Linked DNA regions of Homo sapiens: all the other regions are linked to region 2. Evidence: chromatin contacts called from ENCODE Hi-C or POLR2A ChIA-PET data. All regions are on one chromosome and are shown on one strand. The core of a region is the stretch at or near the end of the contact, and the rest is flanking DNA. Distances in the headings are between cores, read along the strand shown.

Region 1 (4,434 bases), core at 249-2,748, 2.3 Mb after region 2:
CATCCTTATCAGGCTCTCCCATCTTAAGCTTTCTCCCAGAGCCCCTTGAGAGGCCTGGCCAGCTTCCTCCCTCAGGAGCCTCCCCTCCTGTTTTTCTTCAGAATTGTGCCCCACTCTACGACGATGCCCTCTTCCTCCGGACTCCCCAGGCACTTCTCGCCATACCCCGCCCACCAGGAGGGGTCCTCAGGTACCCGGCTCCATCCCCGGATTCTTCCCTGCCCAATTTCTCAGGCTAACCCCTTCTTCATCCTTGGAACACCAGTCCGTTCCTTGTTCACTTCGCCAAGTGTTCGCTGGCCCTTTCTTCGAATTGAGCTCTGGGAACCCACCCCAAGATGATTCAATTATCCCAAGATGATTCATTTACCCCTTGCCTCTGCCTCTAAGGCTTGCCCTGCCTTCTGAGTTAGGCCTTTCCTGGATCCTCTAATCAAACCTTAATTCAGGTGGCTCACCCCTGTAATCCCAGCACTTCGGGAGGCCAAGGAGGGCGGATCACTTGAGCCCAGCTGGAGACCAGCCTGGTTAACATGGTGAAACCCTGTCTCTACTAAAAATACAAAAATTAGCCAGGCGTGCTGGTGAGAGCCTGTAATCCCAGCTACTCCGGAGGCTGAGGCAGGAGAGTCGCTTGAGCCCGGGAGGTGGAGGTTGCAGTAAGCCGAGATCGCACCACGGCAGTCCAGCCTGGGCGACAGAGCGAGATCCTGTCTCAAAAAAACAACAAAAAAAATTCAGCAAATAATTCTAGACGCCGCCTTCTTGTCAGGCCGCACGTTGGGTGCTGCGGACATGGGATTGAGCCGCCTTCGCAGCGGAGACTTAAGGCCCTTGTCCTTGCGGCCATCCCTTCCTGTCTTCTATGCCACTTCCGCATTCTTTTGTTCAGTAGACGTTGACACAGAAATGACCACCCCTCAAACCAACACTCTGCCCCAAATTACCCTCCAGGCTGACCCCGTTCCTCCTTCATCCCCCTAACTTGCAGGGCGCTAGGGACACAGAAGCGAGGCCTCCAACCCAAGGAGCCCTCCCTCCCATCTAGCGCACCGCCTCGGCGGGAAGGAAGCCCGTGGTTTGCGCGCTGAGCAGCCTCCCCACTCCCGCCCTGCCCAGCGCCGCCGTTTCACTTCCTCCCGGCCCTCCCTGCCTGCAGGAGCATCTCTGTGCCCGGGTCCCCGGGCCACGCCATGGCTGACACCTACGCGGTGGTGCAGAAGCGCGGGGCTCCAGCGGGCGCCGGGAGTGGGACGCAGACGGGGACGGGGACGGGGACGGGGGCGCGCAGCGCGGAGGAGGCGCCGCTCTACAGCAAGGTGACGCCGCGCGCCCAGCGACCCGGGGCGCACGCGGAGGACGCGAGGGGGACGCTGCCTGGCCGCGGTGAGTCGAGGCTTGCTCCTTCTCAGGGCATCATCCTGCTGTGATCCGCAGGGCGGAACCATCCTGCAGTGGTCCGTCAGGCCCTGGCGGCCGCGGGGACCCCAGCCGCTAGCCTGGCCACGCCCCGACGCTGATGTCCAGGCGTCCCTGGCCACGCCCCGGAAGCGCCCCCTGGCGGTCGCAGTCGCGGTCCAGGGGCAGGGTTCCTGGCAATACTTGTCTTGGCCGCGCCCAAAGGCTGGAGGCCACGTCCGGGGTGTGTGCCTTCTCCCGCCCGGCGCCCTCGGCTCTCCCCTTCGGGCCTCCGGGGAAGCGTCCCCGCTAGGGGTGGGGTCTTGGGACTCCCTGGGGCTTCCGGAGCTGACCCGTGGGGGGTCTGCTGCCCTCAGTTCCTGCTGACCAAAGTCCTGCCGGATCTGGCGCCTACGAGGACGTGGCGGGTGGAGCTCAGACCGGTGGGCTAGGTAAGTCAGGTAGAGCCTGGGTTGCTGGGACTTTGCTGCTTTGAGTGAACCCAGGAGTCTGGGGTTGATGGGGCATGGAGCTTAGTCCTGTGGATGTGGCTGCAGTGAACCAGGAGGACCTGGAGGCGGGGGGATGGCCTTCTTCATGTCTGCCAGCTTCCACACACCTCAGCTTCTCCATGAGACCCACGGCACCCTTCTTCTCCCAGGTTTCAACCTGCGCATTGGGAGGCCGAAGGGTCCCCGGGACCCGCCTGCTGAGTGGACCCGGGTGTAAGTCTAACGCCAGTTCCTGCCTGTTGCCTCTTGTGAGCTCGGACTGCTGATGCCCCGGTGCTGCTGAGCGCCGTGCGCAGAATGGAAACAGTGGGCCTGGATCAAAGTTAAAGTTTCTCAGGGTGGGAAATGTGGGGGCTTTGCCCCAATGACTGTAGCATTCAAGGCTTGAGGCTGGAGGAGGTAGCTAGGGTATAGTGGCTGGTGAGGCTGCACAGAGCAGATTCAAGAAAGAAGATCAGGAAGGGGCATGACCCCTGAGTTATGAAGGGGAGAAGGGACAGATGAGCTTCCGGAGACTGCTCTCCTCACCACACAGCACTAGTCCATCCTCAGCACCTGAGCCTCCCTCACTTGGACACTCAGGGGACCACACAGAGAAGTGGATGGACACTTCGCCATCCAGGCAGAACTAAGCCAGGCATAACCACAGCCAAGCAGATTAACCCCAGGCAGACCGATAAAAAGACCTCCAGATAGGCAGACAGACAGATGGACCACCAACCTGGACAGACAGCCAAAGCTTCAGAGATACAGTCCACAGGTGGACAAAGGGATCCCCAGCCAGAGAGAGAGAGACCAGCCAACAGCTTGATAGACCAGTGCAGCCAGAGAGACCACCAAACAGAGCCCCCAAAAGACAGACATCTCTGCTAGCTGGACAGCCAGGTGGACCCCCTAAGTTAGATTACTAGACAGATATAAACAGATCCCCTGCTGAACAGATACACAGAGTTCTCAGACCCCACCCCCACCCTCAGGTGGGCTGGCTGGCTGACAGACCTTCTGGCCAGACAGACTCCTAACCAACCAGATGGACTGCCAGACAGGCAGACATCAGCCACATGGAATCCTGACATCCCAGCCAGCCGGCCAGACTCTCATCTTGATGTCTTGATGGATGGACCCCAGCTAGTCAGACATGATCCTCCAGATTGACAGACAAGTCCCCCAAATGAGTACACATCTCCAGCTATTCAGACAGATGGACCCCCAGCAAATCAGGACCTATCTAGGCAGACCCCAGCCAGACCCCCGCCAGACAGACTCCCAACCAGACTGACCCCTTACTATTCACACAGCCTGCCGAGTAGCTGGGACTACAGGTCTAATTTTTTTTTTTTTTAAGAAATGAGTTTTTGCCATGTTGCCCAGACTGGTCTTGAACTCCCAACCTCAAGCAATCCTCCTGCCTCAGCCTCCCAAAGTGCTGAGATTACAGGTGTGAGCCACCAGGCTCAGCCCCCTAAGATTTGAAACACTTTAAATGGCCCATGGTAGGGTTCCTGCTAGGATAAAACATTAAGCGGCTGTTAAAAGAAATAAAAGGAGGACACGTCTCTGTGCACTGGTGTGGACAAATCTCCAAGTCACTGCAAAATGGAAAAAGTATAAGATGCTCTTTCCCTGAACCTCAAGGGTCCCGCCCCTCTCACTTTCAGGTCTCTGGACCTCTGACTGACACTGTGCCTGCCCAGGTCCCTGTATGCACTGCCACAGTGCCCTGGGCCCCATGTCCACCCCTGTCCTGCCCTTCTCTGGGATAGGGCTGGCCTTCCTCTGCCTCTGCCTGGCTGCATCCATGGTCGATCTCAAGTGCCTTGGCATGAACTCCACTCTCCTGCAGCCTTCAATCAAGGAATGATGGGGATGTGTACATACCCCACCCCACCCCTTGGCAGGGTGATGCTGAGGTGTGGATTTTTAACAGTTCCCAGACTTTCCCAGGAGGCTTGGGTTTGGGTGCCCACAGTGGGAGCTGGTGTGATATCATACCTTCGCCGGCCGCCTTTCCTTCCTGTTCTCTGTGCCCCTACTCCCACTCTAGAGCTGCCCCGTTTCTCTGTTTTCGTGAAAGAGCTGACCCTGTGCTGCCTCCCACTCTCCCAATGCCCCTGCCACTCCTGTGAGCCTGCTGCTGGTGAGGTCGGTGCTGACCTCTGTGTTGCTGGATAATGAGTCATCTATCTCTGGAGGAGAAGAAAGGCAGGTCCTCCACAGCCCTGATAAAATCTCCAAGTCTCCCAGTTTCGGGTCCCTCTCCTGGGATGCAGACCCACTGCCTGCCCAGCTGGTACGATCCACATGCCCTCTTCTTGGGAATAGGGGCATGGGAAAGTGACTAAAGATACTGTTCTGGCTGCTGTGTTCACTGTGAGTAATAAACTGTCCATTTCTCCGATTCAGAGGTCTGTTTTTCCTTTTTTTCTTCCCCAAAGATGGAGTCTTGCTCTGTCGCCCAGGCTGGAGTACAATGTCGCAATCTTGGCTCACTACAACCTCTGTCTCCGCCTCCCAGGTTCAAGCA
Region 2 (3,902 bases), core at 1,026-3,525:
ACCATAGGGAAACCGCATATCCTTTGTTTTCCACTTCTTTTCCTAGATAATAAACCCCTAAAAGACAAGATCTGTTCCTTAAACACCTCTGGGCTCCCTCACAGCACTAATGCTATACTCCTGGACATTAATTAAACAAGAATATATTAATGCATTTCAAAAACAGTTCTTACAGGCACGCTTTGCTATAAGTTGCATGTGTACTCTATGTGAATGAAGTGGTTAAAACAGGAAGGAAAAAAAGCCTTGTTTAAATTAGAATAGTAATATACCCTTTCTTCAAATTCAAGAAACAAGAATTTACTAAAATCCTAGAAGAATCTGCTAATTTTTAAGTTAGAAAACTGGTAATATTCTTAAAGTAGGAAAAAATATATTAGAATATTACATATCTCACCTGTAGCAGCTGGGTTTATCAATCCAGCAGAACCACTGTTTGCAATCTGAGAAGGGGCCTGGCTCAGCCCGGTAGAAGGGGCTCCTAACCGAGGAAACTGTTGAGAACTCATTTCCACCTGTAGTACATACAGTTATATGGTTATTACTAGATTCTGAGATCTGAATCAATACTGAGAAATTAAAGCATCTTTAGTACCTATGAGATAGTCCCTTGGAAAAGCAAATGCTGCATCATTTATTTAAAAACAATAACTTGGGATCAATATAAATGCAGACATTATCTAAACTACCTAAGTTTTCTACAAATATTGTTTATACGGAGCTGGCGGGTACTATGACCCTCCATAAATACTTGTGGATTGCTATGCTAAAAAAATCACCATTGAATCCTGTACAAGAGTCACATGACAGGTATTACCACAATGCATGTGTATTTCTCTGTGTAAAGTTTTATGGAAAATGGCATGTCTCTTTGAAACACTCAAATCTCACACCAAGGTGAACAGAACTGTGATTAGTATGTCATAGGAACATTCGGAGGAAGATATCCAGCCCTAAGAAAAGATCCGATATCTTACATCCAGACCCGATGCAAAAGGAATTCTCCAATGCTTTTCGGCAAAGGCCTCCATTTACGGATTTCCTTTTCCTTCTCTTCCACAGATCCCCTCACAGAGCCAGAGGACCCTACACCTTCTCCATCTTCCCTAAAATCGCCCCCCACTTTTCCCTCAGGAGCCAAGCGATCTCCCGATTCGCCCGCAACCCCACCCCACCGCGAAGCCCCCGCTGAGACCGGAGGACGCCGGTTTCCAGACACCTCGGAGTGTGAGACCCCCGTCTCCGGGGTGGGGGTGCGGACGGGCGATCTGGGGACCCGACCACAAGACGAGCACTGTGCCTCTTTACCTGTAGCCGCCGCCCGCCGCCCGCACCGCCCGCTTCTATCTCGCCGGCCTGGGGGTGCCGCGGAGGGCCCATCTCGGCGGCGGCGATGTGCTCGGCGGGCGCGGGGAGGGATCGCGGCGGCGGCGCCCGGGGCCCGCTGCTGTCCAGCCCCGCTGGCCCCACTCACCCCCGCCACCCGGCCGCCGCTGTGCTCGCAGTCCTCTTCCCCCGAACCTGCCCCTGCCTCCCCCGCCCGCCCATTGGCCCCACGCCCGACGCGTCAGTGGAGGCCCAGGACCAATCCACAGCGACCTGCACGTTCAGAGCCCGCCCCACCCTCCCGCCGACTGCCAGCCAATCAGGCGCGAGCCTGGCCGGGGCAGCCCAAACCCCTCGAGGCTGAGCCAATGGCAGAGGAAGACAGGCGCCCCCGGCGAAGGGGGCGGGGAGCGGGGAGGCCCCGCCTCAGCCAGGGTCTGAAAGCGGCGGGCGCAGGGCCCGGATGTGGAGAGTCACTTTAAACTGCTCCAGGAGCCAAACTCCCTGGGCCGGCCGCCCGCCCGCCCGCCCGCCCGCGCTCCCCCGGCCGCTCTGCTTCCCCGCCAAGGCCCACGTCCGCCACGCCCCCACGCCCGGGTCAGCCCACCCCTCCCGGTGCCTCTCCCTTCCTCGCCACAGGACACCCAGCCCCTGTCGCCGGCCCAACCGCCGTGACCAGCTCGCGAAAGAGCCGCGGTCCGAGCCGCAGGAGACGAGGATCCTCTGCCCTTCCCCGGGGACGCGCAACGGGACGGACGCTGCAGCCCGGCTCAGCCGCCCCGCCCCCTCGTCTCCTCCCCTTCCCTCCCGGGCGCCCGTCCCGCCATTACCTGGGTGCTGCGCCCAGTGGCCGCCGCGCCGCCTTGAGCTCGCTCCCGCGCGCTCTCCGTCTGTGGGGCCGACGTCCCCAGGCTCCGGACCCGCAGCCACCGCCGGGGAGCTAGCACTCTGCCCCCCACCCCTCACTCCAGCGCCGCTGCTTCCGCCGCCGTAACGAGCCTCCCGTCTATTGGCTGGCGCAGGCCCCGCCCCCTGCCGAGTCAGCCAGTCGCCGGTGGTCGTGAGCGGGAGAGCGGACGGGCCCGCCCCTCTGAGCCGCGGCGTCCTGTGGGAAATGTAGTCGCCGGAGTCAGGAGGGCGGGCCGCGAAGGAGGTGGAGAGCGCCGGGGCGGGGCCGCAGGCGACCCGGCCAGGGCAACACACCCCTTTGCTGTCTGAAGTCGGTTCTGCCTTTTCTCTTGGCTAAGTGAGAAGACAGTGGATCCCACCCTATGCCTTAACCTGAGGGCACTGGGTTTCATTTTCCCCGCGGGGAGGCGCGGCGCGGGAAAGGGTAATGGAGGCCAACTGCGGCGGCCAAGGGATCCGCGGGCCGGGCCAGTGTCGTGACGGTGCCCGCCTCCCTATGCCGCGAGTGGGACTCGGTGTCCCCACCGGGAACCGCGGTCGGCACAGCCTACGCGCGGCGGGAGCCGCCAGGCGCAGCGCGGGCGCGGCTCTGTGAAAGCAGGCCGGCAGGGCGCAGGGCTCTGGGCGGCCGGGGCGCACCTGCGCGCGCTTTCCGGATTATAAAGGAGCTGAAGGGGGCAGTTTTATTTTGTCATTTTGCTTGGGGTTCAGGGTTGGAGTTTATGCACCTGTAGAAGACTTAGCCATATCTTTTGAGGCCACATTTGTGTCTGATAAGAGATTAAGTCTCCCTCTTCCCTTACCAGATGGTAATTTAGGCCTGGAGTTTTGTGATTAGTTAGGAAATAAATGGGGCTCAAACCCCCCTCTTCCTATCATGCACAGCTGTGTAAGACAACTGCTTGGTTAGAAGAGAGTAGCTCCTGGCTATAGCCCAGGGATGAGTCTCAGATACTCCTCCTCTTCAAGCCACTTTCCTTTTCCACCTTCATGCCTTCATTCTCAAACTTCTAAAGAGTGACTCCTGTGATAGACTTCAGCCTCCTCTCTGCCTAGGCAGTCCTTATCCCTTTTGGAGTTGCCACTCTTCTCAGACTGCTCCCCAAAAGTTGCCAACACCTACTCAACTTCAAACCCATCGGTCCTCACTTAGATCTCATCTTGTTTAGCTTACTGACCAGTAGTAATTCCTCCTCATGTCTTCCCTTGGCCTCTAGAACCAGGCTGTCTCCTGCTTCTACTCCTATGTCAAGCTCCATTATACCTCCTCTTTCTCATAAATACAGCATTCTTCAGGGCTCCAACACGCTAATGCTATACTGCCTTCCTAAATGGTTTAATGTATTTCCACAGTTTCAAATGTCATCCTTTTTGTTTTTTGTTTTTTTGAGACAGGTTCTCAGTTCAGCCCAAGCTGAAGTCCAGTGGCGTGATCACAGCTCATTGCAGCCTCGACTTCCTTGTCTCAACTAACTTATTGCCTCAGCCTCCTGAGTAGCCAGGACTGCAGGCGCATGCCACCACACCCCACTAAACATATATATATGCCAGGCACGTGGCTCATGCCTGTAATCCCAGCACTTTGGGAGGCCGAGGCAGGCGAATCACCTGAGGTCAGGAGTTCGAGACCAGCCTGACCAACATGGGAAAGACCCCATCTCTACTAA
Region 3 (4,250 bases), core at 9-2,508, 2.2 Mb after region 2:
CTCACTGCAACCTCCGCCTCGCGGGTGCAAGCAATTCTCTTACTCAGCCTCCCAAGTGGCTGGGATTACAGGCGCCCGCTACCACGCCCGGCTAATTTTTGTATTTTTTACTAGAGACGAGGTTTCACCATCTTGGCCAGGCTGGTCTTGAACTCCTGACCTCGTGATCCACCCGCCTGGGCCTCCCAAAGTGCTGGGATTACAGGCGTGAGTCACCGCTCCCGGCCTCAATTCTTAACCTAGCTATCAACTGCAGTGTTAAAGAAAAACGCCTCAGTCCTAAGGCACTTGGTCAAGAAAACGCTGCACTACTACAAAATGATCAAAGCAGCATTAAACTGTGGACTGTTCGGTAAGTGCGGAGCTCTAGAGACGATGAAGGGGAGAGCATCTCTGCTCAGAAGAAGCTTTCATGGGCAGCGACTGAAAGAATGAGGCCCAGAGGAATTTCTAGGAAATTTCCAAGAAAGGAAATTCAAACCCGAGAATTCCCAAGAGGTGTCTCCCACACCCCTGTTATCTGACTCTGCCATGGCCACCCTCCCCCGTCACAGGTCTCTGCGTGCCATGCACCTAGAGTCCACTTCATGGCGACTCTCCAACACCTATTTTCTCCAGGAGCTGCTTCGGACCCCGTTTGTTTTTTGTTTTGTTTTGTTTTTCTGACAGCGACAGCCCTTGGGCAACGCTAATCATTCCAAGCAAATTCTGTCATGCCAAGACCTCCCTTAACAGCACGCGCCCACTTGTTCCCAACTCTCCTGCCAATTGGGCTTCGGGAGCCTCCAAAACCAAGGCTCGGAGATGTGGAGCACACAGGGGAAGGGTCGAGCTGGGACCCACACCCGGCTCTTACACCCACACCGCCTGTTGAGCCCAAGGCTCAACTTCAACACAAAGCTCTCCTTCCCTCAATTCCTTCAACGAAGGTTAACCTTCAGCGAACACCTACCGGACCGGGACAGAGTGTACGAGCCGCGCGGGAAGGTGGCACAAAGGCATGGCCCAGAGGGGTGGCAGAAGACTCAACCGGGGCCCTCCACTCCCCAGCCTGCCCTGCCTGGGCAGAGCCGGCTGGCCGGCCCGAGTCCTGGGGCTCGCGGAGGAACGGAGATGGCCTCCGCAGGGGCTCGGGGAAGCCCCCAGGGCGCCGGACCGTCTCAGGCGCGCATCCCGCGCCACTCACCTGTGGGATCCATAGCGTCGCTCGCCTCAGAGATGGAAGCCGCCATTCCGCCACGGCGCCGAAAGTCGTCATCAAGCTGCGCGCAGAGCCACGCCCCGCGGCCGGGCGGGAAAAGCGCTTCCACCTCTTTGGGCCGTTACCTCAAAAGGCGCGTGCGCAAAGCGAAGGCCGGCCGGGCGGGGAAGAGAAATGGCGAGGCAGGAGTGCGGGGGAGGGAGTGGTCCTTAGCTGAATGCGCCTGCGTTGTGGCGGCCTCCGGCGCCCCAAGGTACTTTCTCCCCAGCAAGGAATCCGCGTGCGCGTAAGCAGTATTGTTGATTAGTGCCCCCCCCTTCCCCCCGCCCGCCCCGAAAAGCGACCCCTAGTGGTGCACCGGTGCGGACCAGAAAATTGCACGCTTTCTTGAAAGAGGCATTTACCGAGCGCCCAATGTATGCCTGGCACTGGGCTGGGTGCTGCCACCTAAGCGAGCACGACCAATGCAGTCTATCAGGGAGGCCCAGATCGCCAAGCAGCGGACCCCTGCGGTCCGCCATGCCACTCCCGGCTCCTAGAGCGCCGCTCAGCACACCGTGAGCGCCCAATAACTGTTGGGCTTCAATGACGCCGCGGAGGCGGCCCCGTCCCCGCGCTCCCGCCCCTCCCGCCAGGGCAGCCCGGGAGGCCAGACGTTGACGCTGCAGGGAGAGGGTGGTGGGCGCAGCCGCTAGGGGGCGCGGCGGGGCGGAGCGCACCTTTCCGCGGGCCGCGGGGATGGCGGCGCAGGGCGTAGGGCCTGGGCCGGGGTCGGCGGCGCCCCCGGGGCTGGAGGCGGCCCGGCAGAAGCTGGCGCTGCGGCGGAAGAAGGTGCTGAGCACCGAGGAGATGGAGCTGTACGAGCTGGCGCAGGCGGCGGGCGGCGCTATCGACCCCGACGTGTTCAAGTGAGCGGGGCGGGTGGGGGCCGCATGCTAGCCAGACACCCCCCGACCTCTGCTTTCCGGGTACGCCCGGCCCGCTGGTCGGGAGGAGCCCCCGCCCCCGTCCTTGTCGGGTCTTCAGGGAGGTGGCCGCGCCGGGCGGAGAGGGCTCACCGGCCCCGCGTCTGTCCCCGCCAGGATCCTGGTGGACCTGCTGAAGCTGAACGTGGCCCCCCTCGCCGTCTTCCAGATGCTCAAGTCCATGTGTGCCGGGCAGAGGCTAGCGAGCGAGCCCCAGGACCCTGCGGCCGTGTCTCTGCCCACGTCGAGCGTGCCCGAGACCCGAGGTCAGAGCTGGGCCCGCTGTCCCTGCCCCAGTGGCGGGGGTGGCGGGCGGGGAGGGGGCAGGCGCGGCACAGCGGCGGCGTGGCCCTGAGTGGCCAGGCCTGTCTGTCGGTCTAGGCCCAGCACCTGCAGGGCCCATCCGTGGGCTCTGCTCCTGGGCTTCGCTGCCAGCCTTAGGAGGCACGTCCAGGTCAGGTGGACGCAGAGTGCGTACCCCAGGGTGGTCCAGGCTGGGTAGGGCTCCTCCGCTTAGCTCCCCTCCACCTCTTCACTCAGGCCTTCATCCTACAACGTCGGGAATCAAGACAGTTTGGGGCTGGGCGCCCTGGCTCACGCCTATAATCTTTGGGACCCCAGGGCGGGAGGATCGTTTGAGGCCATGAGTTTTAGACCACTCTGGGTGACAGGGTGAGATCCTGTCTCTAAATGTTTTTCAAAAGACAGTCTCGATCTCTGTCCTGTGGTATACAGCATCCAGGGAAGTGCCCAGGGACCAGGGCAGGCAGAGGTCTTCCTGCCTTTACCCCACCTGGGCCCAGTTCCTGCGCAGGGGCTTGGCCAGTCCTGGTCAGCTTTCCCTCTGATGACTGCAGGAAGAGAGTCAGACGCGGAACTCCCAGGGTGCAGAGGCCTGCGGGGTCTGAAGGGCCTCCTCCCTCTCCAGTGTGGTGACTGGGCTGAGGAGATTCTGGGACTGAGAGTGTCATGGTGGAGCCTCTGTCCCTGCTCATCCTCTCCGCATGTTGCTTCTGCTCCCGATGGCTCTCTCTGAAATGCAGCACAACCTCCTAGGCCAATGGAAGAAGGCCCAGAGCTGGCTCCCTGCCTGGAAGCACGAGGAGACCCGCACAGGCATCCTGAGAAGGCGTGGAGAGCAGGCTGCCTTCATGGGGGGAGTGCCAGGGCCTGGGCACCCACACCCGCTGACCCAAGAGGGCCCGGGCACCTGCGTGCTGGCCTCTTCACTGACCTTCGCTCTGTCTGCTCTCTTTGTGTCTCTCTCTGACCTCCAGAGGCCTCCTTTCTCTCTGCCAGGAACAGTAGCCCCCCTGCAAGGCCCTCCTTTTCCTCCAGCCCGCAGCCTGCGGCCTCTCCGGTTCTGCTCCACAGCCCGGCTGCCACACACTCGCCTCTCTCTCCAGGCCCCCCGGGTTCCCTCCGCCTCTCTTGCTGCCTGTTCTCTCCTTTTGCAGGTTGCGTTTATTGGCTTATCTCTGGGGGTTGGTGCTCTCCCTTGTTTCCATGGAAACTGCCTGGCCCCAGGAGGCCCAAGCAGCTTTGAGCTCCAAGGGCAGGACCATGCAGGCCATCGCTGCCCTGCCGCTTAGCCACAGGGCACGATTTCTGACTCGGTTTATTAGAGACATAGTGTGGCAGTCTCTAGACCCCACAGTCGGGCTGGCATCTGGGGACAGGACCAACACCCCCACACCCCAGAGGCGAACTGTGGTGAGTGTAAAGAGCCCCTCTCCAAGGGAAGACAGCCGGCCAGAGTGCGGTGTGCTGTGCTGGAGAGCACAGCCCCAGGCGTGACAAACACCTCGGCCTCTTAGAAGTTGTCCCTTATCTGGACAGGAAGTCTGGAGGCTGAAACAGAGACTCCCACCTTCCCAGAGTCTCCTGGGCAGTGCCACACAGATGCCATATGCTGGCCCCGTGGCCACACTCCAGCACTCAGCCCCCTTGCCCACCTCACTCCTGAGTTAGCACACTTTCCAGGTGTCAGCAGGTGTGATCAGGGGCTCAGAGCCAGGGTCCTGTGAGAGCCCAGGGGTCTTTGGTTGCACCTCCTGCGTGCACTTCCTGACAGCGCCCACCTC

The links. Hi-C counts contacts between places; a loop is a spot of excess contacts on that map. ChIA-PET counts read pairs that join two places held with the same protein, here RNA polymerase II (POLR2A). Pooled maps may share reads with other maps.
Region 1: a pooled map shows a loop between it and region 2 (29-fold over the local background). The contact joins the enhancer-like site here to the promoter of SAP130 in region 2. A Hi-C loop is called at or near these places in 2 of 37 single-sample maps with no recorded cell type and 8 of 50 pooled maps.
Region 3: a map of CD4-positive, alpha-beta T cell shows a loop between it and region 2 (8-fold over the local background). The contact joins the promoter of SMPD4 here to the promoter of SAP130 in region 2. A Hi-C loop is called at or near these places in 7 of 168 maps with a recorded cell type or tissue (CD14-positive monocyte, CD4-positive, alpha-beta T cell, CD4-positive, alpha-beta memory T cell and 3 more), 4 of 37 single-sample maps with no recorded cell type and 17 of 50 pooled maps. POLR2A ChIA-PET finds 5 or more read pairs at or near these places in 2 of 52 experiments (both activated T-cell).

Annotation. Positions count from the first base shown.
Region 1 is chr2:130,371,098-130,375,531 of GRCh38, forward strand. PTPN18 (protein tyrosine phosphatase non-receptor type 18) reads left to right here. Exons shown (of 15, transcript NM_014369.4): 12 at 102-190; 13 at 1,160-1,386; 14 at 1,776-1,850; 15 at 2,060-4,308. The coding sequence ends at 2,127. Among named protein-coding and RNA genes, the nearest start is that of PTPN18, 17 kb to the left of the region's middle. RefSeq lists an enhancer at 733-1,360 and a silencer at 1,087-1,836. Within about 2 kb of position 1,499, at least 36 of the 41 ENCODE cell types and tissues checked have a DNase peak (open chromatin) inside an H3K27ac peak, as active enhancers do.
Region 2 is chr2:128,025,784-128,029,685 of GRCh38, forward strand. It overlaps SAP130 (Sin3A associated protein 130), which reads right to left and starts at 2,276. Exons shown (of 21, transcript NM_001330301.2): 1 at 2,157-2,276; 2 at 398-515. The coding sequence starts at 509. RefSeq lists silencers at 1,254-1,543, 1,604-1,943, 2,044-2,563, 2,814-2,963.
Region 3 is chr2:130,180,344-130,184,593 of GRCh38, forward strand. SMPD4 (sphingomyelin phosphodiesterase 4) reads right to left here and starts at 1,259. Exons shown (of 20, transcript NM_017951.5): 1 at 1,187-1,259. MZT2B (mitotic spindle organizing protein 2B) reads left to right here and starts at 1,919. Exons shown (of 3, transcript NM_025029.5): 1 at 1,919-2,109; 2 at 2,284-2,432. The coding sequence starts at 1,940. RefSeq lists enhancers at 171-967, 2,868-3,604, 3,605-4,250 and silencers at 1,015-1,154, 1,665-2,174.